Regions from separate parts of the Homo sapiens genome. Here region 2 is linked to region 1. Evidence: chromatin loops called from intact Hi-C (ENCODE). Cell type or tissue: dorsolateral prefrontal cortex. All regions are shown on one strand.

Region 1 (5,000 bases):
GCCCAGCATTCTTCTCAACCTCTCATTGTCCTTGTACCTCAAGCAGCATGAAAACCATTTGCTGCCACCTAATGTTACTTTTTGGTTGCCTAAGACAGAGGGACCTTGGCTCTGCCTCCTGGGACAGATGTGGACCAGTCAGGTGCTCTTCAAAGCCACGGCTATGACAGCGCCTCGGGGCACCCAGCACAGCCCTAGGTGCCTGGACCTTGGTAAGTAAATAGATACAATCCTTGCCCTTTGTGCCTTAGGGGTGTCATCAAAACTACATGGCTATGAGGTGAGGATGGAGCAAGGAGGGACTGCTGGGCTGGGAACCTGGTGGGGTTAATCAGGGGAGCTTTCTGGAGAAGGTGCCCTTGGGCGCCTCATTTTCCACTCCCCCTGAACTCTCCTTACCTCAGCGGGCATCACACATTCTGGTCCCCAGAGGTTTTCCTTTAATGGTCTTGACTCCTAACATCTTCGGAACAGTTAAAGCCATTCCAGTTAAAATCACCCATTGATCTTTCCTCAAATTAAACTCCTCCCTCTCTTTCCCATTGCCACCCCAGGCCTGCCTCTGGCTGTTCTTGGAGCCATCCTTGATCTTCTCCCACTCTCCCCTGAACAGCAGACATCTGTTTCTCCAAACTCTCTAGCATTGTCTAACACTTCAGTTAAAGCTCTCGTCATCTGTAACTTTGTGTCCTGGTTATGTACACATTCCCAGACTTGGCCATCAACTTCTTGAAGGCAGGACTCTCCTAGATTCACCTTTAAAATGTAGGTAAGGCAAGAAGGAAAAGGTTTGGAGGAAGCAAAGTTTTGTACACATTGGATGGTCTTGGCTAAATACAGGATAGTGGAGATATACGGGGGGCTGAGGCTTTCTTATGAAAAATGCAGATGGTGGGACAGTCTTTTGAGAACAAAAATTAGTCCACATGGTGATGTAGCTAGAGACATATAAGAGAAGACTTGATAAAACAAACACATTTTAATGGGAGAAAATATTCTGAAATCACATAGCTGTGAAGGGAGTAATATCTGGAATATACAGAGAACTCCTAAAACTCAATAACAACAACAACAAAAAAAAAACCCGATTAAAAACAGGTAAAGGACTTGAATAGATATTTCTCTGAAGATATACAAATGGCTGATAAGCACATAAAAAGATACTCAATATCACTAATCATTAGACAAATGCAAGTCAAAGCTACATTGAGATACAGCCCTCACCCATTATGATGGTTACTATCAAAAAACCAGAAAATAACAAATGTTGGTAAGGATGTGGAGAAATTGGAACCCTTGTGCACCGGTGGTGGGAGTGCAAAATGGTGCAGCTGCTGTGGAAGACAGTATGGCAGTTCCTCAAAAAACTTAAAATAGAATTACCATATGATCCAGCAATTCCGCTTCTGGGTATATACCAAAAGAATTGAAAGCAAGGTCTTGAGATGTCTGTACATCCATGTTCATAGCAGCATTATTCACAAGAGCTAAAACATGGAGGCAACCTAAGTGTCTATCAATGGATGTGTAAACAAAATGTGGTATATACATGCAACGGAATATTACTCAGCCTTAAAAAGGAAGGAAATTCTGACATATGCTACAAAATGAATGAACCTTGAAGTGAAAATATTATGCTAAGCAAAATAAGCCAGTTGCAAAAATACTGCAGGATTCCACTTACATGAGGTACCTAGAGTAGTCAAAATCATACAGACAAAATAGAATGGTCGTTGCCAGGGGCTGGGGGGAGAGGGGGAAATGGGGATTTATTGTTTAATGAGTATGGAGTTTCAGTTTTACAAGAGTTACGGAGATGGTGCGATGGCTGCACAACATTATTCAGTGCTATTTCATACCCATGAACTGTACACTTAAAAATGGCTGGCTGGGCACCGTGGCTCACGCCTGTAATCCCAGCATTTTGGGAGGCCGAGGCAGGTGGATCGCCTGAGGTCAGGAGTTCGAGATCAGCCTGGCCAACATGGTAAAACCCTGTCCCTACTAAAAATACAAAACATAGCCAGGCATGATGGCGGGCGCCTGTAGTCCCAGCTACTTGGGAGGCTGAGGCAGGAGAATCACTTGAACCCGGGAGGCGGAGGTTGCGCCATTCACTGAACACCAGCCTGGGCGACAGAGCCACAGAGCAAGACTCCATCTCAAAATAAATAAATAAATAAATAAAAGGTTAAGGCCAGGTGTGGTGGCTCACACCTGTAATCCCAGCACTTTGGGAGGCCAAGGTGGGAGGATCACTTGAGCCCAGGAGTTTGAGACCAGCATGGGCCACATAGCAAGACCTTGTCTAAAAAAAATGGTTAAGATAGTAAATTTTGTTATGTGTATTTTACCACAATACAAAATAATAAATTGTAAAGAAAAAAAAAGTTTTTCTAGTCTGAATCAACACAGTTGGCATTGCTCATGCTAGAAAACCTGCGCCTCCCAGAGAAAAATGTCTGGCTTATGAGGGGTAGGAAGGGGGGAACAGAAGGGATACTAACAGGGACTGGGCAGAGAAGAACAAGAACTAGGAAGCACTAAAGAAGGAATTGAGGCCGAGTACCAAGGGATAGTGACAGGTACGGGGGCACCCACGAACAACGTTCAAACATATTTTCATCCAGTAACCTGTATTTACATGCAAATATATTGGTTTATGCAAAACAGCGGAGGCCTCGGGGGAGGGTTTTTTAGTCTCAAGCTTGTGCAGTCATTGAAAAAGAGACGCAAAGCTGTCTCTGGGGTACTCCACGTCCGCCTTGCCCCTGGGAGCTGGGCCGGTTCCAGGAGGACGAAGACTGAATTAGCTCGGCTTGCAGAGAAAGGCGAGCAGCGCCCCTACACGGAGAGTAGCGGTGCGCCTACAAAGTCGCGCATGCCCACTCCGGCCTCCCGCTCCACTCCTAAGGCAGGCGGCGAGGCTTAGTGCGCAAGCGCCATTCGTCGGCGCCGACTCCTCCCGCTAAGGCGGGAACACGCGGGGCCCAAGATGGCGGCCAGCCGGTACCGGCGTTTTCTTAAGCTCTGTGAGGAATGGCCAGTGGACGAGACCAAACGGGGCCGGGACTTGGGCGCTTACCTGCGACAGCGGGTAGCACAGGCCTTTCGGGAGGGAGAGAATACCCAGGTGACCGGCGGGGAGGCGGCTGGGACGAGGGGAGGAAAGGACGAGGCAGGGGCGGGGCCAACGAGCGCGCTAGCAGGGGGATCTGCGCATGCGCGCGCCCTCTTTCCAGGCAGCACGTGAGCGCGGACCCCCTTTTTCCCCCAGGGAGCTACTGATAGCGACGCCCGTTGTATTCAGCGCTCTCCCCCGGCTGCACCTTGGAATTGCCGAAGAAGCTTTTTTTAAACTCCAGATGGGCCGGGTGCGGCGGTTCACACCTATAATTCCAGCACTCTTTGAGAGGCCGAGGCGGGAGGATCGCTTGAGCCCAGGATGACCTCCTGGGCAACATAGTGGGACTCCGTCTCTACAAATCAAAAAACAAACAAAAACTTCAAATGCAGAATCTCTAGGGGTGGGGTCTTGACCTCAGAGTTTTAAAAGCTCTCCAGGTGATTCAAGGTGCAGAGAGAGTTGAGACCCACACCACCAGTGGCAGCTGGTGACAGCCTCAGCTTTTTGCTTCCTTGTCACGGTAGCATTACCTCATTATTTCGCAGTGTTGTGTATTGACTGAGCTAATCCCCAGTTAACTCTGCAGGTCCCCGCTAAGCGTTTGCGTTCTTCCTGAGCCCCTGTAAGCCTGTGCAGCAGGTTTGGGTCCTCAGCTCACGCAGCTGTGTGTGAGTAGTAGGCCTATGTTCTTGCTTTCCTCCAGGTTGGCGCTGCAGCTCTGGGATTCATTCATTCATATAGCTCGTATTTATTGAGCACCTACCATATGCCTGGAACGGTGCTAGGGAAACAGCAGTGTTAAACAGGTGAAGTCCTGCCCGCATGAAGTTTTACATTGTAGTTCAGGACACAATAAGCAGGTAAGTGTACGTAAGACAGATAAGTACTGTGATCGATAGAAAATAGGGTAGCGTGATAAAAGGGTAATGTTATTAGTGGGGCCTTTCTGAGGAGATGACACATAGGTGAGACCTAAGGCAAGAGGATGAGCCAGCCATGTACACTTGGCGGGAAGGACATTCCAGACACTGCACATGTCCAGAGGCAGGAGGCAGATTGACATGTTTGAGGACAGAAAGAAAGCCAGAATGGCTGCAGGGTAGTAAGTAAGGTGGAGTTTGCTAAGGTGAAGGTCCGGAGCCAGGCACAGTAGGATATTATCTGTTCTGATTAGCTTTAGACCTCATTATAAGGCCAGTGAGAAGTCACTGGGGATGTTTAGTGAGGGGACTGATGTGCCCTAATTTACTTTTTAAAAGACTATTCTGGTTGTATGTGGTGAGTGGGCTATAGGGGGCAATAACAAAAAAAGAGGCTGGAGAGAAGCCGATTATGGTACTATAAGCGACAGATGGTGGGGGGTTGGATGAGGACGGCAGCACAGAAGATGGAAGTGGTTGGATTCAGGTTATGCGCAGGTTGAGTCAGCAGGACTTGCTGATATATGGGATGTGGGATAAAGGAAAAGAGAGGAACCAAAGATAGCACCTAGATATTTTTTGGCCTGGGCATCTAGGTCTAAGATGGTGCCATTTACTGAGGTAGGAATAGGTGAAGTGTAGGAAGAATATCTCGAGTTCGGTGTTAAGCAGGTTAAACCTGAGATGCCAAGTACACTGATTTCCAAGTGGCAATGTCAAGTAGGCAGTGCTATATTTGAGCCTGGGGCTCGGGCAAGAGACCAGAAATGAAATGAGATAATGAGATGCATATACACACAGTCTGAAGAAATGACTTGTGAAACTTGGCCAAGACTTGTTACAGAAGGAACATGGGTTTTTTTTTTTTCAGCTTAGCCCGAAACAGAGCCAAGCCAGCCCACCTAAAGGAGCAGGAGCACGCCCAGTGGCATCATTGTGACTGTACTGCTGAT
Region 2 (5,000 bases), 260 kb after region 1:
GCAATGAGAGAAAAAAGCTTAGAGCTTAGCCTCTGAATTACTTAAGCTGTAAATCAAATGTATCTCTAGGTGGAGACCAACTCCTTCAATTCCTCATGGAGACGGAATAAAACATTTACCACTGTCTTTTGCTCTAACTCTTCTCTCACTAAATAATTGAAAATCTGGTTTCCTTAATGGACATCACCACCACAAAAATGTCCACCATGGGCAAGTGATCAACTTAAGTATGAATGGCCTATAAACCACTTTCCTGCAGGGTTGGCTAGCCAAAACCTGGAGTGGGACGAGAAATTTGAGTTTCCACATCTGCCAGGCTGAGAGGCCCATATCTAAGAACAAGAGGTCCATAATGTATCTATTCTCTTGGCATGATTACAAGATCCATGACTGGTGTGCCATGGCAGTGAGGGAAAAGTATCCATCAGCAGCAGTGGTTATCTTGTTCTAGAAGCTAGTGTATAGCCTCAGCAGTCACTTGTAAGTCCAGTGGGCAGTGGCCCAGCCCTGGCCCTTGCATAGGTCCCGGTGGCGGAGAAAACAGGCATGGACTCGGAACCGACGGCCACAGTGGGGACAGGCATGCAGGGCTCCAGCATGGGTCTTCATGTGCTCTGTCAGATGGTGCTTCAGCTTGAAGCGCTTGTTGCAGATGCCACAGCCAAAAGGCCGAAGGCTGAAGGTCAGCATGATGTGCCGGTCACGCTTTGGCTTCACTGCAAACCGCTTCCCACACAGGCAACCAAAGCGTTTTCCATCTGCAGGGGGTGTCCCCCCTAGCTTCACAGGCCCATGCACGGCCTGGCCTGCTCCCCCAGGTCCTCCACCCCCTGACAGGATTTCATTCCCATGAAGATCCACTGGTTTCCAGGATGGACCCCCTCCCCCAGATGTTGGCCCTGGCCCTGAAGGCAACAAGAACCCTAGCTCCCCATTCCCTTCAGTGTCCCCTCCAGAAAACACTTTGGTTTCCTCCTTTGCTCCTCCAGGCTGAGTTCCGCTTCCTGATATCTCCTCCTTAGGCTCGAAGGGTTCCTGCTTAATGTAGAAGATTTTGGGGGGCAGTGCAGGAGGGGCAGGAAGCTCAAGTGGTGCACTCTCACCCTCTGGAAGCTTTCGGGGAGTAGCAGTCATGGGCAGTGGGTGGGGTCCATGAGGACGGGGAAAAACCCCTGATACTCTCTGGGGCTGAGGAGTCTGAGAGAGTGTGGCTGACCCCTGGTCCTCATCATCATCATCTTCCTCCTCCTCCTCTTCTTCTTCCACCTGAATTTGCAGCACTTCTCCCAGTTCACTTCCCTCCCCTCCCACAGGGCTCTCAGTGGAAGCAGGGCTTTCAGTAGAAGCAGAGGACTGTACTGGGGTCTGGAAAGGCGAAGAGCGAATGCACCAGCCTCCTGTAGAGGATGTAGTGGAAAGAAGGGCATGGTAGGAGTTTCCTCCACGGGCTGAAATTCCACCACCTGAAGTTTCTAATTCTCTAAGAATTTCTGAGCACTGATCTACTACCTGCCACATTTGAAGGCCACTGGCCACAAGGAGATGAGCAGGAAGAGCATCCAGTGGCAGGCGGAGACGCCCTGAATAAATGAGCTGGAGCAGCCCCTCGAAGGCATCGGCTTCAATGACACTCGGTAGAGTGAGACGAGGCGCATCCCCCAGAAGCAGCTTGTCATGGAAGTAAGGAGAGGCAGCAGCTAACACTGCTTTATGAGCCCTAAGTTCCCGGCCCTGCACCAGGAGGGACACATCACAGAACTTTCCCTCTAGCCTGTGGCGGTTCAGAGATTCCAGCAGAGACGAGCTATGCTGTGGGAACTCGATCTGGATTGTCCGTGGGGCTGGGTTGCAGGTCGGGGAGGCGGGTACAGGCGGCAAAGGTGTTGGGGTTTCCATGGCCTCCTCGAAGGTGACAAGAATTGGGAAGAGGAGAAGGGCTTGGGGGTAGACTCCACGCGGGATGAAGGCTGCAGAGGAAAAAGATGGAGGTCACAGAAGCCCTGGATAAAGGGAGCCACATCTTCTCAAACAACCCCCTCCCCACGAGCAATAACTGGAAACTTTTAAGTCAGTGGCGGTTTCTGCAAATCAGTCCCGCACACCAAGAAAGCAAAAACAAACAACAACAACAACCACCACCACTAAACACCAACAGGGGTTTTAACTTCCAGCCCCTGTGGAAGATAAGAAGGAGGTCCTTCAGCCACCAGCCTGCCTTCACCTGCCCAGAACAGCTCCTGCCCCGCCGCTCCGTTCCGCCTCACAGTGCCCACAGAGGTCTGCTCCCGGGAAGCCGCGGTCACCCGGACACCGCGAGTCCCGGCCCGATTGTCCTTCCCGCCGACACGCCCCCGCCGTTACACACGCGGCGCTGCCCTCGCAGTTACAGTGCCGCTACAGCTCCGTCCCAGACCGGAAGCCGCCGCCTCCCCGCCGGACACCGTCGCCAAGTGCGGCGGGCGGAGCTAGAGCCGTAGCCAATCGAGGAACGGCAGCCTACAAGCCTCGTGTTGATTGGCTACTGCAGACGAGGAGGGCGGTGCTAGTAGGAGGGCACAGGCCCAGGGTGTCCTCGCAACGGGCGTCCCGGGGAGCTGCTGAAGTCCTCCCCGCTGCAGAGGACCGAGAGGCAGGGCCCGGGAGAGAACAGCCCGGTCGGAGGGGGTGGGCCGTCAGCCGCCCCGGAAAGCTGCGTTTCCCGGTGATTAAGTGTAGCACCCGCCCCCGGTAGGTCCTGAGAGGGGCGAGATTAGTTGGGTACTTACCATGTGGGCCTGGCACTTGCCCACATCACTTTGTGTCTTCCCACCGGCCCTGCGAGGGTGGGGGTTGCCGTCCTCAGTTTCCAGGCGGGGGAAACGGGCTGGAAGCGTCACTCAGCTAATAGTAGTGGACCTGGGACTGGAACTCAGATTTGCTAAGGAACCAGGCAGGTTCTTTCCTGTTTTCTGCACGGGAGCATTTTAACCAGCAATTAAAGAAACCTTATTTCTAGGTAATTTTTAAAAGAGATAAATGTGGATATATACATGAACTCTTTTATCAGATAACGCCGCTGTTCCTGGCCTCGGACTAAGTGACACAGTGGTGAGGGGAGAGTTAGATTGGAGAAGTTTGGCCGGTGCAAAACTCCTGCTCTAAAATATAAAAAATCTCATTGGGAGGGGAGAGTGACATTCTATGAGGAGAGTGTGGCATCAGGTGGGGATATACGGTTTTCCTCTCAGGCTGTCAGCTTCCTTTCAGAAAGCAGATCTTACCACCGTACAGGTCTGGAGAGCCCTGCCTAAGAAAGTCGGCACAGCGATAAAAGAACAATCTCCGTTTATTAAACATGTTTTTTTCTGTTTCACCACACACTCCAGAAAAAAAGGAAATGGGGCTGGGAGTGGAGAAAAGGGGACAGTGAGGGGGGATAGATAAGGCTGGGAGTGGGGTGGGGAGGGAGAACGAGAAAACAAAATAAAACAGGTAGGAAGAGCAACTCCCTACCCTTGAGGTGGTGGGTGGGGAGGGAAGCAGAGGGGCGGGGGGGGAGGGGGCCAGGAAGCTCTGTACAGAAGGGTTGCCCCCAGCCCACACACACACACCCCGGATATGTACAGTACAAACCCCAGATAATTACAACAGCCAAAGAAGAGAGAAGGAAGGTTGGGGAGGGTCCAGGGGTAGGGCCTGAGGTGGGGAAAGGGCACAGGGATAAAATTTCACATATTTACAACTTTTATATAAGTATAAATTTGGCCCCGGCTGGGTGTATGTGTAGGGGGATGGGACTGAAGGGGAACTGTCCATACAAAAGAAAGAGGAGTAGAGTCTAGGAGAGTCTCAATACCAAACGCAAAAGGATGAAGGGGGCAAGGCTGGGTAGGGGACAGCAGTCAGGGAAGAGGGGGTGCCAAGGAGGGGCTTCTCCCCTCCCATGGCCTACCCACCCCAAACCCCATCCATCCTACCTCCCCTATCCCGCCAGAAAACTATGTACAGAGAAACACCGAAAAATCGTGGAGCTGGCGGGAGGGAGGGAGGTGGAAGGAGATTGGGAGGGGGAGGATGAGAGGGAAGCCCAGCCCTGTCCTACCTCCCCCAGGGGACAGAGTCATGGAAGGGGGCCCCCCAACACCCCTCCTCCAACACAGGTCCCCCCACCCTGGGGGAGAGAGACATGGCTTTTCCTAGAGTAAGTTCCCCCCTCCCCCTGGGAGTAGAGACCAAGAAGAGAGAAGGAAGGGGCAGAGGGGACTGTGTGTCAGAGTAGGACAGATCAACTAGCCTGTCCTCCCAACATACACACCCTCCTAAACCCTGACCCCTCACCCTAACCTCAATTCCACCCCACCCAACACACTGGGGGAGGGGGGGGCATAAGCCCCCTCACCCCGCTCTGGGACCAGCCGAGAGCAGATCAGGTGTGGGGAGAAGGGGAGACAACTCCCATTCCCCCCTTGCCGCCCCCTCCCTGCCCCGGTGGCCCCCTCCACCCCATCTGGGTTCTGGGTGGGGAGGGAGTAAATTTAAGAGTGGTAGAAGGAGAAGGAGTTTGTGCGTGCTGAGCCCCCCCAGACGCTCCTGAGAAATCAAGGGGTAATAGGGCCCCCTCACCCGGGGTCCCCTCCCCATAACAAGGGGGGCAGGGGAGGCCAAAATGGGGCGGTGGAGGGGAGTTAGATTGTCAGCTCTGGTTACTGCTAAAAAAATCACCCTGAAGTTGAAAGTTTGGAGGTGCCACACCCCCAGGGTGGGGGTGAGGGTCTGTCCCCCAGTGCTCAGGGGAACGATGAGGCAGAGGATGGGGATAGCACCCCGGAGTGAAGGGGTCTGTACGGGGTAGGCGGTGTCCTGGGGCAAGGGTCCCTGGGGGTCAAAGAGAGGGCAGCACCCCAATGGGAAGGAAAAGGGGGCGGCTGAGGGTCCCCACTCTCCCTCCTGGAAATGGTGCAGTGGTGGGGGTGGGCAATCAGTGTGCCTCCCAGGGAGGCATTCGGGGAGGCAATCCCGCT

The links. Peaks named below come from ENCODE experiments on the same cell type or tissue, not always from the same donor. Only the 100,000 strongest peaks of a DNase experiment are listed, where the experiment ranks them.
Region 2: it touches region 1 in a loop (2.4-fold over the local background); 5 of 110 quality-filtered maps call a loop at or near these places.

Annotation. Positions count from the first base shown.
Region 1 is chr6:33,709,682-33,714,681 of GRCh38, reverse strand. UQCC2 (ubiquinol-cytochrome c reductase complex assembly factor 2) reads left to right here and starts at 2,982. Exons shown (of 4, transcript NM_032340.4): 1 at 2,982-3,133. The coding sequence starts at 2,996. It overlaps LOC124901304 (a long non-coding RNA gene), which reads left to right and starts at 3,233. Exons shown (of 3, transcript XR_007059548.1): 1 at 3,233-3,374; 2 at 3,831-3,987; 3 at 4,919-5,000. RefSeq lists a silencer at 1-270 and enhancers at 3,413-3,462, 3,489-4,386. In dorsolateral prefrontal cortex, CTCF peaks have their summits at 2,668 and 2,873; DNase peaks (open chromatin) are centred at 2,881 and 4,852; H3K4me3 peaks cover 2,327 bases; H3K27ac peaks cover 1,737 bases.
Region 2 is chr6:33,451,997-33,456,996 of GRCh38, reverse strand. It overlaps SYNGAP1 (synaptic Ras GTPase activating protein 1), which reads right to left. Exons shown (of 19, transcript NM_006772.3): 19 at 3,308-5,000. It overlaps ZBTB9 (zinc finger and BTB domain containing 9), which reads right to left and starts at 2,421. Exons shown (of 2, transcript NM_152735.4): 1 at 2,222-2,421; 2 at 1-1,967. The coding sequence starts at 1,896. The coding sequence ends at 475. SYNGAP1-AS1 (SYNGAP1 antisense RNA 1) reads left to right here and starts at 2,592. Exons shown (of 3, transcript NR_174954.1): 1 at 2,592-2,727. In dorsolateral prefrontal cortex, CTCF peaks have their summits at 2,249 and 2,448; a DNase peak (open chromatin) is centred at 2,496; H3K4me3 peaks cover 2,877 bases; H3K27ac peaks cover 1,200 bases.